Regions from separate parts of the Homo sapiens genome. Here regions 2 and 3 are each linked to region 1. A link is a contact called in ENCODE Hi-C or POLR2A ChIA-PET data. All regions are on one chromosome and are shown on one strand. The core of a region is the stretch at or near the end of the contact, and the rest is flanking DNA. Distances in the headings are between cores, read along the strand shown.

What was found. Hi-C counts contacts between places; a loop is a spot of excess contacts on that map. ChIA-PET counts read pairs that join two places held with the same protein, here RNA polymerase II (POLR2A). Pooled maps may share reads with other maps.
Region 2: a map with no recorded cell type shows a loop between it and region 1 (14-fold over the local background). The contact joins the enhancer-like site here to the promoter of FBXO11 in region 1. A Hi-C loop is called at or near these places in 5 of 37 single-sample maps with no recorded cell type and 4 of 50 pooled maps.
Region 3: a pooled map shows a loop between it and region 1 (5-fold over the local background). The contact joins the promoter of BCYRN1 here to the promoter of FBXO11 in region 1. A Hi-C loop is called at or near these places in 1 of 37 single-sample maps with no recorded cell type and 4 of 50 pooled maps. POLR2A ChIA-PET finds 5 or more read pairs at or near these places in 3 of 52 experiments (BJ, OCI-LY7 and WTC11).

Annotation. Positions count from the first base shown.
Region 1 is chr2:47,905,248-47,909,861 of GRCh38, forward strand. FBXO11 (F-box protein 11) reads right to left here and starts at 1,251. Exons shown (of 23, transcript NM_001190274.2): 1 at 242-1,251. The coding sequence starts at 473. LOC100506235 (a long non-coding RNA gene) reads left to right here and starts at 303. Exons shown (of 2, transcript NR_187636.1): 1 at 303-552; 2 at 2,071-2,920. RefSeq lists silencers at 24-73, 84-203, 564-753, 1,244-1,343 and an enhancer at 1,413-2,197.
Region 2 is chr2:47,308,147-47,312,760 of GRCh38, forward strand. All of the region lies in intron 3 of EPCAM-DT (EPCAM divergent transcript), which reads right to left. Among named protein-coding and RNA genes, the nearest start is that of BCYRN1, 25 kb to the right of the region's middle. RefSeq lists enhancers at 1,456-1,645, 2,906-2,975. Within about 2 kb of position 2,190, at least 26 of the 41 ENCODE cell types and tissues checked have a DNase peak (open chromatin) inside an H3K27ac peak, as active enhancers do.
Region 3 is chr2:47,333,300-47,337,913 of GRCh38, forward strand. BCYRN1 (brain cytoplasmic RNA 1) reads left to right here and starts at 2,016. Exons shown (of 1, transcript NR_001568.1): 1 at 2,016-2,215. All of the region lies in intron 1 of EPCAM-DT (EPCAM divergent transcript), which reads right to left. RefSeq lists a silencer at 1,447-1,496 and enhancers at 3,374-3,463, 3,651-3,945.

The DNA.
Region 1 (4,614 bases), core at 1-2,500:
AAACCAAACAAAGCGCGGCCTGAGCGAGAGCCCAGGCGAGAAGGGAAGCCGCGGCTTTTCCTGCCGGCCGGGCCCGGCCCGGGCTGACACTGCGGCACCGGGGGACCCGCCTCCGCTCAGCTTGGGTCTCCCACCCCCAGGGCGCGCAGGCCGCCCCCGCCCGCCCGCCCGCCCGCCCGCCCCGGCCTCCCTTCCCGCGGTGCCCGGGAAGGCGGGCGGTTGGGAGGTAGCGCGGCCTTACCCCGCTCGCCGACGTTGTTCCGCTCCTGAGGCAGCGGCGGAGGCGGCGGTGGCGGCGGCGGAGGCTGCTGCTGCTGCTGCTGCTGCGGCGGCGGCGGAGGCTGCTGCTGGGGCGGCTGCTGCTGGGGCGGCTGCGGCGGCGGCTGCTGCGGGGGCTGCTGCTGCTGTTGCTGCACCGGGCGCGGCCGCGACACTCGCCTGGGTCTCCGGTTGGCGGCTCGGACGGAGTTCATTTGCCGGGCTGAGGTGGCGGCGTTGGCGGAGGGACACACACACGCACACGCACAGCGAGCTTCGGGGCAGGAGAAAGGGGTGGGGAGAGTGGGAGAGGGGGGAGGAAGGAGAGGGGGCGAGGGGAAGGGGAGACGCTGAGGGCGGAGGGGGCGAGCGGGACCCCGAGTCCGGAGAAAGGCCCGGGTAGACAGACGGAGACCGAGCGAGGCCGGCCGGGAGGGCCTGACGCACGGGGAAGGCCGAAGCCGCCGGGCGGGGCGGCCGCGAGGGACGAAGGCAGAAAGACGGGCAGACCGAGAGAAAGAAAGAAAGGGCGTCCGCCGCTTGGGGATCCCGAGGCGAAGCGCGGCGGCGGCGGCGGCGGCGGCTGAAGAGACAGATCCCGGTCCCGCCGACTCGCGAGCGGCGTCTCCGGCAGCGGGGGGAGTGGGCGGGCGGGTGAGGAAGGGAGAAAAAGAGAGGGAGAGAAGGGAGGGAGGGAGCAGGGGGCGCCCGGCTCTTTTTTTTCCCTCTTCCTCCCCCCCACACCCCCTGAAAGAGATTTCTGTGAGGAATTTTTCTCTCTTTCTTCGGTCTCTTCTCTCTCCTCCCCCCCTTCTCTCCTCGGCGAAGGGGAAATGAGTGTGAAGGGAGGAGATAGGGGGAAAAAGAGGCGTCGTCCTTCCTCCTCCTTAAAGGAACCTTTCCTCCTCCTCCTCGTCAGCCCTGTCGCCGCTGCTTCTGCTGCTGCTCCGTGGCAGGAGGAGCCATTGACACCGCCGGAGCCTCCACTCGCCCAGTCGGTCCCTCCCCGCCGCGGGGCTGGCCGGGGGCGCGGGGGAGGGCCGCGGGGCGGCGGGGGGAGGGGTGGGTGGGCGGGGAAAGGAGGGGCGGGGATTCCGTCCAGGCGGCCAATCTAAGGCGCCCGTACAACCTTCCGGCCAATGGGGCCTCCGCTCTTATCGCGAAGTCCCTTCAACGCCCTGTTTCCTCTCTCGGGTTTCCTCCCTCCCCCGCCTAGGAGGGGGAAAGAGGAAAGGGGGAGTGTGGCGGGGCGGGTGATAATGGGGAGGTATCAGGGCAAATAATAGAGCAGGGGGTGGGCGAAGAGAGCGCCAGTGCGTAGCGACGATTCTGGGAGAGGAGGTGCTCGGAGGAAAGGGCGGGGGTTGCTGATGTAATGGGGAGAAGTGATTAATCCTTCGGTTCGCCGTTTCAGCTTCCCCCCTACCCCAACCTTCACCCGATTTTTTTGAGCTGAAAAAAAAGTGGAACGAGGGAGCCAATCTTTGGTAACTCGGGTTTTCTGTGGTAGGTGGGTTCAAAATCTGAGCTGTAGGGAGCGCTAGAGATTTCGTGCCCTTTAGCCAAGCTGAGGGTATTTGCAAACCCTGAAGATTTCCGTCTCCGAGCTTTGGGCTTGGTAAGCGAAGTTTGGAGTCGGTGCCTAATCGTATATCATCTAAACCTTGAAAAGGCTTTGACCTTTGGCCAATTTGATTTGTTCTTTGAAGAAGTGTATACAATGTGTGGGAAAATAATATGTGAGAGGAGAGAAGTAAATGTGTTGATGTTGTGATTGTTTATGTGATTTAATTTTTAATTTTTTTTTTTTAGGTCCCACAAACTGCAAGGAAAAGAAAAACCCTCAACAGGAATTACCTTTATACCTGATGCCCCCAACATAATCTCTCTCCAAGGGAAACGTGTTTTTATTGCCTTGCGGCTGAAAATGTATTCTCGATTCTCCCCCTTCTCTCTTTTGTTGTGCATTTTTTGGATGTGGTAAAACTGGCAGTTTATCTGATTATCTGGTTTTCAGAACTTTGGGCGATGTCTCTGAGTGTCATCAGTTGCTCTCTAGGTTTGACATAGATAATTAAGCAACTACAAAGCGTGATAAAGCTTTTGAGAGGGAGGAAAATGTATTTTGGAAGGAGGGAGAGACGCAAAGAGGCGAGCCTGTGTGTTGAGTCCCAGACTTGGTGTGTGACTACAGGCAAAGTACTTCACCTTTCTAGATGTCAGCCCCGCCCCCCTCACCTCCCAAGTTTAAATAAGAACTTATTTTAGACTACATGATCCTGTTTTCAATTTTTAAGAGTTCTGTGATTTTGAGATGATCTCTCTTTAGTCCAGAAAAATAGAGAAACGTAGGTCTATGTTTGTTTCTCAAAAAAATATTTGAGGAGGACAGCTGTTACAAAACAGCTGGAGAACTCCAAATTTTTATGGTGGTTAGCTAGGTGCAAATGGGTACAATTTTAGGTTTGTTCAAATAAACATAGGGGAAAAGTAAAAGTACAGGAAAATTACGTTATACATATAAGTGTGTCCATCATTTCTGATTTTTCTAAAAATTTACTTTTTTATTTGACAAGTACTTTTTGGCTCCTTCCGTGTATGCATTAATATGTATATAAGGTGTTATGGGAAATACTAATAAAAGGAAAATATTGGGCATAAAGAGTTTGTATTTTGGTGTGGCAGAGTGGAAGTTTTACTTACATTAATTCAGATGTAAAGAAAATGTAGCTTGTTTATTTTCTGTAATTTTAACTTCAAGTCCCCACATCATCTCAATTTTTTAAAAAACATAACTGCTTTCACCTTTTATTTCCCCAACTCTCCTTCTAATATATTAATGGGAGGGGCGGGGTTTAGGGTTGTTATATGTGGTATAAGGGGTATCTTTTACATACCCTAGATTTCTAAGTTTATTGCAACAATTCTCTGACATATGGCAGTAAAATGCCTTGTTTTAGCAAAATTAGTATATTATGACAATTTCCTGATAGATGGTAGTAAAGTGTCTTGAGAAAGGAAGCACCTTTTTCAAATTCACAGAGTAACTGGTAGGGTGGTAGCATCCCTGAGGAATAGGGAGGTTTACAAGGGCATCTAAGCCACTAATGCCAGTCCTTATGTTGTCTTCTGGCGTGGAGTGGCTAGTATTGTCTGATGGCAGCCACTGTCGTTTATCATTTATTACTCATAAAACTGGTCATTTCTGTACTTTTGAGGCTGATTTCTTTTGCTGAAATCCATACATGAGCCATTTGCCCCATACACTATAACCTCTTTGTACTGACCCCGAGTCTCCACAGGTCCCTTGATCCTCATGGTTCTCACTGAGACACATGGGTACTTCTGGATTCCCCGAATACCACGTGTAGGCCTTGATGAGCCAGGAGCCTTGCTTTGGGCTTACTAGTTGTTGAGCCACTATCCAACAATGTTGCATTTTTCTCCTTATGTCATATTGAACATGCTGGCAGGCTGAAAGTAGAACTCCTAGACGTCTTAGTGTTTCACAGACATGTCCAGGGACGCAAACCACTATCTCCAACTTTCTTGGATTTCCCTATGTCTCTGTGCATATGTCAACTACATACCCTCAATTCTAGTTTCCACCCTGAGAGGGGATGGAAAGTAAGCACACTGAGTCTGATTAACCTCTTCCTTGTACCCTTTTCTTCTTTCCATCATGCCCCAGGGTTTTTAAGGAATGGATTTTTCTCCTTCCCATTTGTCAGGAACTTTCCTTCTGTACCGTATCCTCTTCATTTTTGAGATTTGGCATTTCTTCTGCTCCCTTTCTTGGAGCCGTGATAGCTGATGAAGTGCTCAAGAGAGAACCCAGTTTAACAATAATGGAACACCTATTGGGAGATATTAAAAAATATTATCCTATCCCTACATTACTGGTTTCTACATATGTTTAGTTTATTTCAGGGATTAAATGTTGAAGTCATCTTTGTGTAAAAGTGTTCAAACTCAATTGTGGAACTTAAGAGTTGTCAGGACGGACCTTGGAGATCATTAAATCTCATTTCTGTATTCAACAGACTAGGAAACTAAACTCCAAAGAAGGGAGGTGACAAAACTATAACTATTTGGTAGCAAAGCCACTGTCTGCCAATCCAGGGCCCTTTCCATTCAGAAGCATTGTAGACAGTATTTTGAGTTCTGGTGAGAACCCAAAATATCCTGGAAGGTTTTATCCATAGGCAGATCCACCTATATTAGTAAATAATTCTGTCAATTAGCTGTCATAAAAGTTATATATGTTAGAAAACAGGAGAAAAATTTAAAAGGATTTCTTTTAGGGGTGGGAGCCACCTAGAATTATTTCAGTAATACTTAGCATAATTTCAGAGG
Region 2 (4,614 bases), core at 940-3,439, 600 kb before region 1:
AGATTTGCTTTACATTAAGACTGGGACTTGCAGCACCTTGTCTGAGTCCCCTCCCTGACCAGCTTCCTTCTAGTAGCAGTTGTGAACTCAGTACTGCTTTCCTCTTACTCCAAAAAGTGCTGCTCTTTTCTTAAAAAAAAAAAAAAAAAAAAGTTTCTTCTGGTTATTTTTCACTGTAGAAGATTAAGAAAATCCTGAAAAGCACAGGAAGAAAATAAAATAATCCATAATTACGAAATTGAGATAATCTTTTAAAACAGCTTGATATATTTCCTTCGTGTACAAGGTGTTTTTCAGAGGCCTGTGGATCCCAGCCCCTCCACCAGCTCCTGACTCATGAGCTTCTCCCGGAAGCTTCTCCCTTTACTCTCATGGGCAAAGACTTCCTCCCTCAATCCCTCAAAGTGACCCCACAAGGACATAAGGCTATACCCTGCCACCTTCTCTTTTTTTTTTTTTTTTTTTTTTTTTGAGATGGAGTCTCGCTCTGTCACCCAGGCTGGAGTGCAATGGCACGATCTCGGCTCACTGCAACCTCCGCCTCCCGGGTTCAAGCGATTCTCCTGCCTCAGCCTCCTGAGTAGCTGAGATTACAGGCACATGCCACCATGCCGAGCTAATTTTTGTGTTTTTAGTAGAGACGGTGTTTCACCATCTTGGCCGGGCTGGTCTCGAACTCGTGACCTCATGATCCACCCACCTCGGCCTCCCAAAGTGCTGGGATTACAGGTGTGAGCCACCATGCCCGGCTTATCCTGCCACCTTCTAGCCTCAACTGAAAGTCAGAATTCTGGAGCCAAATTTTGGAGACATGTGGAGAACTGATACACAACAATTGTTACACTCTTTCCTCACTAAACTTTTTAAATTTTTTTTTTCATTTTTTATTTTTGGAGACCGTGTCTTGCTGTCACTCAGGTTGGAGTGCAGTGGCACGATCACAGCTCACTGCAGTCTTGACCTTCCAGGCTTAGGTGATCCTCCCACCTCAGCCTGCCGAGTAGCTGGGACTACAGGTGTGCACCAGCACGCCCAGTTAGTTTTTGTATTTTTAGTAGAGACGGGGTTTCACCATGTTGGCCAGGCTGGTCTCAAACTCCTGACCTCAGGTGATCCACCCAGATGATCCACCCGCCTCAGCCTCCCAAAGTGCTGGGATTACAGGCATGAGCCACTGTGCCCAGCTGATTACTCTTGTCTCCTGCTAAATCACAGACGTTTGGGGAGTTCCTTCAGGACCCCAATAAACTTGTCTGTGGAGGCCTGGGGAGTCTCTTCAGACCCCCAATAAAATTTGTTTAATCCTAAATGGATCCTGTTAAGAATTCCTCCATTATTTTGTCACGCTTTAAGGCCCAGGAAAGGCCTAGGCAAAACTCTTGGTGGGCTTTTGTTACATTCCAGTCTTTGTATAAGGGCACTGGCCCTTTCAGCTTTTAATATTTAACTTAACTACTCAGTCAGTACTTTCACAGTTGTTATGGAAGCCTGAGGATCTTGCCACTGCGCTCTAGCCTGGGTGACAGAATGAGACCCAGTCTAAAAAAAAGAAAAAAGAAAGAAAAGAATGTCCTGTATTCACACAACCACCACAGAACTGGACCTTCTTGAACAGTGCAGCATGGCTCATTCCTTCATTCTTTGATATCCCAACCCCTGCTCAGCATCTGCAGCATGGGGCACAGAGCAGGCACACCCTCCAATGCTGCTCTGTTCACTAGACGGCAGCTTTCTCCTCAGCCCTCAGTGTTCGGCTTGTGCACAGAAAACGTGAATCTAGATAATAAGAGCAAAGAACATCTCCACGGGACATAAGTAAACCACCACACCCCACCCACCTCTATCAACCTTATCTGCTTACTTGGAGCTCTGATCTCTAACAGGCAATTAATCCTCCCTTGTGGAACTCAAAAGTCACCTACCCATTCCCCAGGGAGCTGGGTGATAAGAAAGCGCAAAGTTTAGGATTACTCTTTGATAAGAGTCTTGCTTAAACAAGATCACATACAAAAGCCTGTCTGATCCCCACACCCTTCTCCCCTGGCTCCCCTCTCTCCTTTCTTCCTCTCTTGCTTGTAAGATTGCAAGATTGTGCAAGCCAACCCACAGACTTGGGCTCTGAAAGGCCTAATGCAAATTGCTTTTAGACACACACATTTCTTTCCCAGCCCTCTGTATTAGTCCACTCCCCACCCAGCAGGCCTCACCCTTACCCCCTACCTGGGAGTTGACGCTTGGGGCTCCCCTGGGAGCTGATTGCCCTGGTCTGCTCCTGGCCACTTCCCATTGGTGCTTGCTCATTTACATTTTAAAATTAGAGCAGAGTTCAACACTGTGGTTGGCTTTAGTGGCTCTATGAATTGTCCTACCCTGGTGAGAAAAATGCAGACAATATAGCCACCTGGGAAAACTTTGCTCCTAAAATAGCGCAGCCCCCACAGCATTCTGGCAACAGGTTGCTCTGTGGTGAGTCTCTGGCTCTGGGCTGATAGAAACACCCGGGGATGTAAATAGCAATGAGAAAAGGCCACTTGTACCACGATGACGTTTCGTGTTGGCGGGTTCTACCCCCACCCCAACCCCACCTAAGTTCTCTATTTTTGTTTTGCTTAAACTTCAGCTCACAGCATAAACACCCAGGGTTGAGGCTCCATTCTGCCCTAGAGCTGTGAGTGCAGGGTGAGGGGTTGTGGTGTCCTGTTCCTCCTACCATGTCCCAGCCCCTCTGTTTCAGTCTCAGCACTGTCCTCCCAGACCCTCCCTTCTGAAGGTCAGTTCCCTCTGCTGCAAAGTGGGAATAACAGCATTCGTTGGGAGGGTTGAATGAGTTGACAAAACCCATGCCTGGCACAGTGCCCGCCTGTGGCAGGCTGCAGTGTCTCAGGCCATGATTAAGACAGGGTTGTGGCAGTGATGCAGGTGCACACAGTGGTGAAGAAGCAGACGGTGGGGACCCTCTTGGCAGTCCCCGACCACACAGATGCATGGCAGGACCAGGAGGTGGGGGGCCTCAGGCTGAAACGGCCATCTCCCCAACTCCTCCTTGTTTGTCGGATTCCAGGCCAGCGCCTGGCAGCCCTTCGGCACAGAACTTCTTGTACATTCCACAGCAAGTGAAAGGGCTTTTGTCCCCACACAGGAAGAACAAATGACAAAGGCAATTGTGTGTCTCCCCACGGGCCCACACAGCAAGCTTGGGAAGAGAAAATTCTTTCCCCAAGAGTCCAGCTTTGCTGGAGCGGTTGCAGTCACAGATCAGTCAAACTGTGGCACAGCTCTGGAAGAGTGTGGCATCTGAGCTCCCACATGTGTGGCAGGGTGCTCATCGCACGCCCAGCACACACACATGTGCACAAACTCCAACACATTGCTCCTGCCCAGACTAGCTGGGCAGTGCGTCACAGATGCTCTAGCTGCAGGGGCTCAGGAGGGCATCACACCCACCCCCTTCAGGAGGTTATGGCTTTATTATTCCCTGATATGGTTTGGCTGTGTCCCTACCCAAATCTCATCTTGAATTGTAGCTTCCATAATTCCCACGTGTTGTGGGAGGGACCCGGTGGGAGATAATTGAATCATGGGGGCAGTTTCCCCCATATTGCTCTCATGGTAGTGAATAAGTCTCATGAGATCTGATGGTTTTATAAGGGGAAACCGTTTTCGCTTGGCTCTCATTCCCTCTTGCCTGCTGCCATGTAAGACGTGCCTTTGCTCCTCGCCTTCCTCCATGATTGTGAGGCCTCCAGCCATGTGGAACTATGAGTCTATTAAACTTCTTTTTTTTATAAATTACCCAGTATGGGCATGTCTTTATTAGCAGCATGAGAACAGACTAATACATTCCCCTTCCCAGGTGGGCCACAAAGGCCCAGAGGGTCCTACAACTCGCCATGGGTCTCACCGTGCTTGTCCTTTTCAGGCCTCATGGCCCACACTGTGAAGAATGTTAGGCACTATCAGAGAAAGATCTGTTTTCAAGAAGTCTATCCTGAAGGCCCTTCAAACACATAGTCATTGAGGGCCTATGAGAGGGTGGAGACTCCAGACTACCCACAGGAGATAAATTATACTGAAGAAATCATTCTCACTGGGACAGGATAGATCTCTCCTTTTACCATTTTTTTTCCATCCTTATTTTTCGTATTCTCTTGTAATTATCATAATAGGAAGCTGAGGGTTTGGAAGATTTTAAAATTTGTTAAAGGAAAAAACTTTTCTTATCAAATGAAATTATTATGCATCACTTTATTGGACCCCATGAATGGAATGGAATAACCCAACCCATTTCTGCTGCAGACTTGGCTGCCAGAGCCCTTGGTTGCTGAGTTTAGTGATCAGTCACAGTAACCAGTTCGTCCCAGGTACATCTGGTGCTCCTAATAGATGTCTGGCCTGGCATCTGCTTTTATGTTTTGTGTCTTGTTGTATCTTGAACTTAAATTTCATAAGTGATCTTTGTGCTGTGCAAAAAACTTTCATTGGCCTAACAGAGTTGGGAAATCTAGATGTTATTCCCAGTTCTGCCTGACTGACCAGTTCCACCTTGAGCAAGACATTCCCTCTATCTGGGCCTCTATTTCCTCATTTTGAAACCTATCTGTGTCTCCCAGACTT
Region 3 (4,614 bases), core at 766-3,265, 570 kb before region 1:
ACATCACTGAAGGCCTACGGAGTAATCCTTGAGCATCCCCTGACTCAGAGCACTGCCACCGCATCAGCTTCTTCCAGATGCCAAGAAGCACCTCTGGGTCTTGGGGTTCCGGCTTGTTTGTGTCACAAGTAATAACTTGTATTTTATTTGCTTTTAAAAACTGGATATGCTCCCACTTCTCAGCCTCTACAATGAGACCTGTGTTTCGTGTTTTTCAGTGTGCCTTTGAGAAAGGCCCATAAACCTATAAACACCCTTTTTCTCCCCAAGGTGAGGTTTGACCCTAGTACTTACTACCACTGTTTACTGGAGAGTCATGTTGAGAACATCTCCTTTAGGCTCTATTTCTCATCCTAAGGGATATATCCAGCCTTCATTATGGAAGGTTTTGAAGGCCTCAAATAAAATCAAAGTAGAATTTGAATAAAACATCTTGGCTGGGCACGGTGGCTCGCATCTGTAATCCCAGCACTTTGGGAGGCTGAGGTGGGCGGGTCACAAGGTCAGGAGATCAAGAACATCCTGGCTAACACGGTGAAACCCCCATCTCTGCTAAAAATACAAAAATCAGCTGGGCGTGGTGGCGCGTGCCTGTAGTCCCAGCTACTCGGGAGGCTGAGGCAGGAGAATCGCTTGAACCAGGGAGTCGGAGGTTGCAGTGAACCGAGATCACACCACTGCACTCCAGCCTGGCGACAGAGAGACTCTGTCTCAAATAAATAAATAAAACATCTTAAAGAAATAGAAAATACTAGTAGAGTATTCACTCTGATTTCAGAATCAATTTGTGGAAATTCAGTTTCACAAGAATGAAAAAAGCCCCCTAAGCAAGGTAGCTTTTTTTTTTTTTTTTAAAGATGGGGTCTCACTATGTTTTCCAGACTGATCTCAAACTCCTGGGCTCAAGCAATCCTCCTCCCTCAGCCTCCTGAGTGGCTGGGACTACAGGTACACATCACCACCACCCTGCTAGGATATGGTAGCTTTTTAACCAAAACACACCACCATGCAATGGAGAGCATGTAACTTGTTATTTGGTCATACAAATACATCAGAATAAATTCCACCTCTCTTGTGGAGCCCTTTTTCCTACATCTGCACAGAAACTGGCACTAGCAGGACTGCAACCGAGGCAGACTCGAGAATTAGCAGACTCTGGCTCAGGCAGGACAATAGAGCAGCGGGAAATTTCTTTCAAGGGCTTTTGTTGCTGTTGTTGAGATGGAATCTTGCTGTGTCACCCAGGCTGGAGTGCAGTGGTGCTGTCTCGGCTCACTGCAATCTCCGCCTCCCAGGTTTAAACGATTCTCCTGCCTCAGCCTCTCAAGTAGCTGCGATTACAGGCATGTGCCACCATGCCCAGCTAATTTTTGCATTTTTGGTAGAGATGGGGTTTCACTATGTTGCTCAGGGAGGTCTCGAAACTCCTGACCTCAGGTGATCCGCCCACCTCGGCCTCCCAAAGTGTTGAGATTACAGGCATGAGCCACTGCGCCCGGCTTGAGACCTTGAGGGGCTTTTTAACCAAGAGATGGTGTAGGGACAGAAGCCAGCAAGAAGAACATGGTGGACTCTCTGTGAGGCCCCAAACCCCAAATCATGAGCCTCCGCCCCCTGAAAGTATTCCAGGATCTCTGAGGGAGGTTTTGGGAGGGGGCCAAGGTCCTGCAATTGGGTGGGTGGGGCTCCAAGCCATTGTTCTTTGCACATTCATGCCAATGTGACCTAATTGGCTAAGCACAGGCTGGAGAAGCTAGATAAACCTATTTAAATTCAGAGCCAAAAGACACTCAAGGATGTTTTCTGAGGGGGTGTGAGGGTTGGAAAATCATCCTATATTTGATTTATCTCCCACCTCATGTCCTGAGTCAATTCCTTAGTCTTAGATGAGGGAGACGACTTGGGAGTCATCCTTGTTTTTGATGAGCTATATAACCCTATGGCCAGCAGAGGGAAGTACTGCATTTCAGAGCGACAATTTGAGATCTATGAAAGAATTTCAATCGAGAATAAGAGGCCGGGCGCGGTGGCTCACGCCTGTAATCCCAGCTCTCAGGGAGGCTAAGAGGCGGGAGGATAGCTTGAGCCCAGGAGTTCGAGACCTGCCTGGGCAATATAGCGAGACCCCGTTCTCCAGAAAAAGGAAAAAAAAAAACAAAAGACAAAAAAAAAATAAGCGTAACTTCCCTCAAAGCAACAACCCCCCCCCCCCTTTTCATATTCTTGCCTGGAAGAAAGGCCTTGCTTTCCTCAGCTTCTTAAAGCTGGGAGAAGTTAAAGCCATTCTGAAATGCTGCTGCTACTGCTATATGTGGGGGAGAAAGCAAATTTTCTTTTTACTTTTTTAATCAGTATTTATTTTAAGTTCGAGGGTACATGTGCAGGATGTGCAGGTTTGTTACATAGGTAAACGTGTGCCATGGTGGTTTGCTGCACAGGTCAACCCATCACCTAGGTATTAAACCCAGCATCCATTAGCTATTCTTCCTGATGCTGTCCCTCCTCCCACCCCACCAACAGGACCCCAAATTTTCTTTCTTTTTTTTTTTTTTTTTTTTTTGAGATGGAGTCTAGCTCTGTCACCCAGTCTGGAATGTAATAGCTCAATCTCGGCTCACTGTAACCTCCATCTCCCAGGTTCAAGTGATTCTCCTGCCTCAGCCTTCCAAGTAACTGGGATTACAGGCATGCACTACCATGCCTGGCTAATTTTTGTATTTTTAGTAGAGACGGGGTTTCACCATGTTGGCCAGGCTGGTCTCAAACTCCTGACCTCAAATGATCCGCCTGCCTCAGCCTCCCAAAGTACTGGGATTACAGCTGTGAGCCACCGTGCCCAGCCTCCAAATTTTCTTATTTCCATGGCCTTGAGCAAAATTATACCATCCTAGACAAACACACACACACACACACACACACACCATTCTCCCCCTCTTGCTGTCTTTCTCAGATATGAGTCTCTCCTCCAATGGCCATTTTAAGCTTGCTCTTTTGCTCTGTAATACAAGGCCTGTTCCCTGTTAAAAGGAATGTCAGGCATCTGTGAGCAGGTAGGGAAAACATTGCAGGAGGCAAGTAAACTTCTCAGCATACCTGCCATCATTCATACCTTGAAGGCAGGTCAAGCCTGTAGCGTCTGAGTCTTCCATCCCTGAAGCACCAGCAGCTCTGACTAGAGGTCCTGTCTCCCAGCTGTGGCCCCAGCTCTCCCTGATGGTGACAGTTGCGACTTCCAAACTTGCTCCTCCCCATATCTGTAACTGAGCCCAGCGTACATTTGCCTCATGGGTGCCATTGGACTTCCTTTGTGAGCCATGTTTTCTTTCACCTTGTCCCAATCCACAGTTAACCAAATCTTGGCCCAAATTATGTGCTGGCTGGTGTTGGGCAGCTGTGAGACCCCTCCTTGCCCCATCTCTGTCTTCTAGGCTCTTCTGAGAACCAGTGTCCTTTGAGATCTCAGATGGGATTTAGAGGAGGGTTTCCACCCAGACCACTTTCCACAAATTTCACTTCTGCATTTCATCTGGTAGGGTGTGGTTTTCAACTAGAAGCCCAAATGAGGAAGAAAAAAATTCATTCACCATTCAGGACAGGGTGTTCACATTTGAACCAGGCAGAAATAGCTGAAAGAAACTGAATTCTAAAGGGACTCTCAGCTTTTGGGGGAGACATATTTGAGTGCAGGAGGCTAGACCACCCACTGGCTGGCTCTTTGCTCCTCACTGAGGCCAGCCTTGACTCTAAACAGATAACACAGGGCCAAAACACACCCAGCCAGCTTTGATAAGCAACCGTCTCTGCCAAACAGTTTCTTTCACAGGGCCCAGATGATCTCATCACAGAGGCTGCATTCTCTGGTATCTGTTCCAAGCACAGACTCACTTCTCATTACCTTTGCAAATAATAGTCAATCTATCCTGAGAAGCTCCTTTATATCCCATACTGGGCTAAGGTCTGAAGAGGGTACAGTTAAAGAACCCATGATCTCAGACTGGGCATGGCAGCTCATGCCTATAATCCCAGCACTTTTGGGAGGCCAAGGCAGGAGGACCGCTTTAGCCCAGGAGTCCAAGACCAGCCTGGGCAACATAGTGAGAACTCTTGAGACCTTGTCTCTACAAAAAATAAACAAAATTAGCCATGCATGGTGGCTTGCACCTGCCTGTAGGAAGCTGAAGCAGGTGAGCCTGGGACGCAAAGGTTGCAGTGAGCCAAAATCGCACCACTGCACTCCAGCCTGCGCGACAGAGACTGTCTCACAAAAAAGAAAAGAAAAGAAAAAAAAAAAAGGACCCATGATTCCTCATGAAGCTTGCCTCTGGATCTAATTCATGGTTCTCTATTTCCACAAGCTTTGTGGAGCAAGGGGCTCATGACACTTCATCTTTATGGTACAGATAACTCACCGAAACTGGATTCCTTTAGCTACTGGTCCCACACCACTCCCTCCAGGAGCCACCTTCCCTCTCCATGTTTTTCTCATGAATTTTGAACCGGCCATTTCTATTTTATTTTATTTTACATTTATTTATTTATTTATGGAGACAGAGTTTCACTCTTGTCACCCAGGCTGGAGTGCAGTGATGCTATCTTGGCTCACTCCAACCTCCA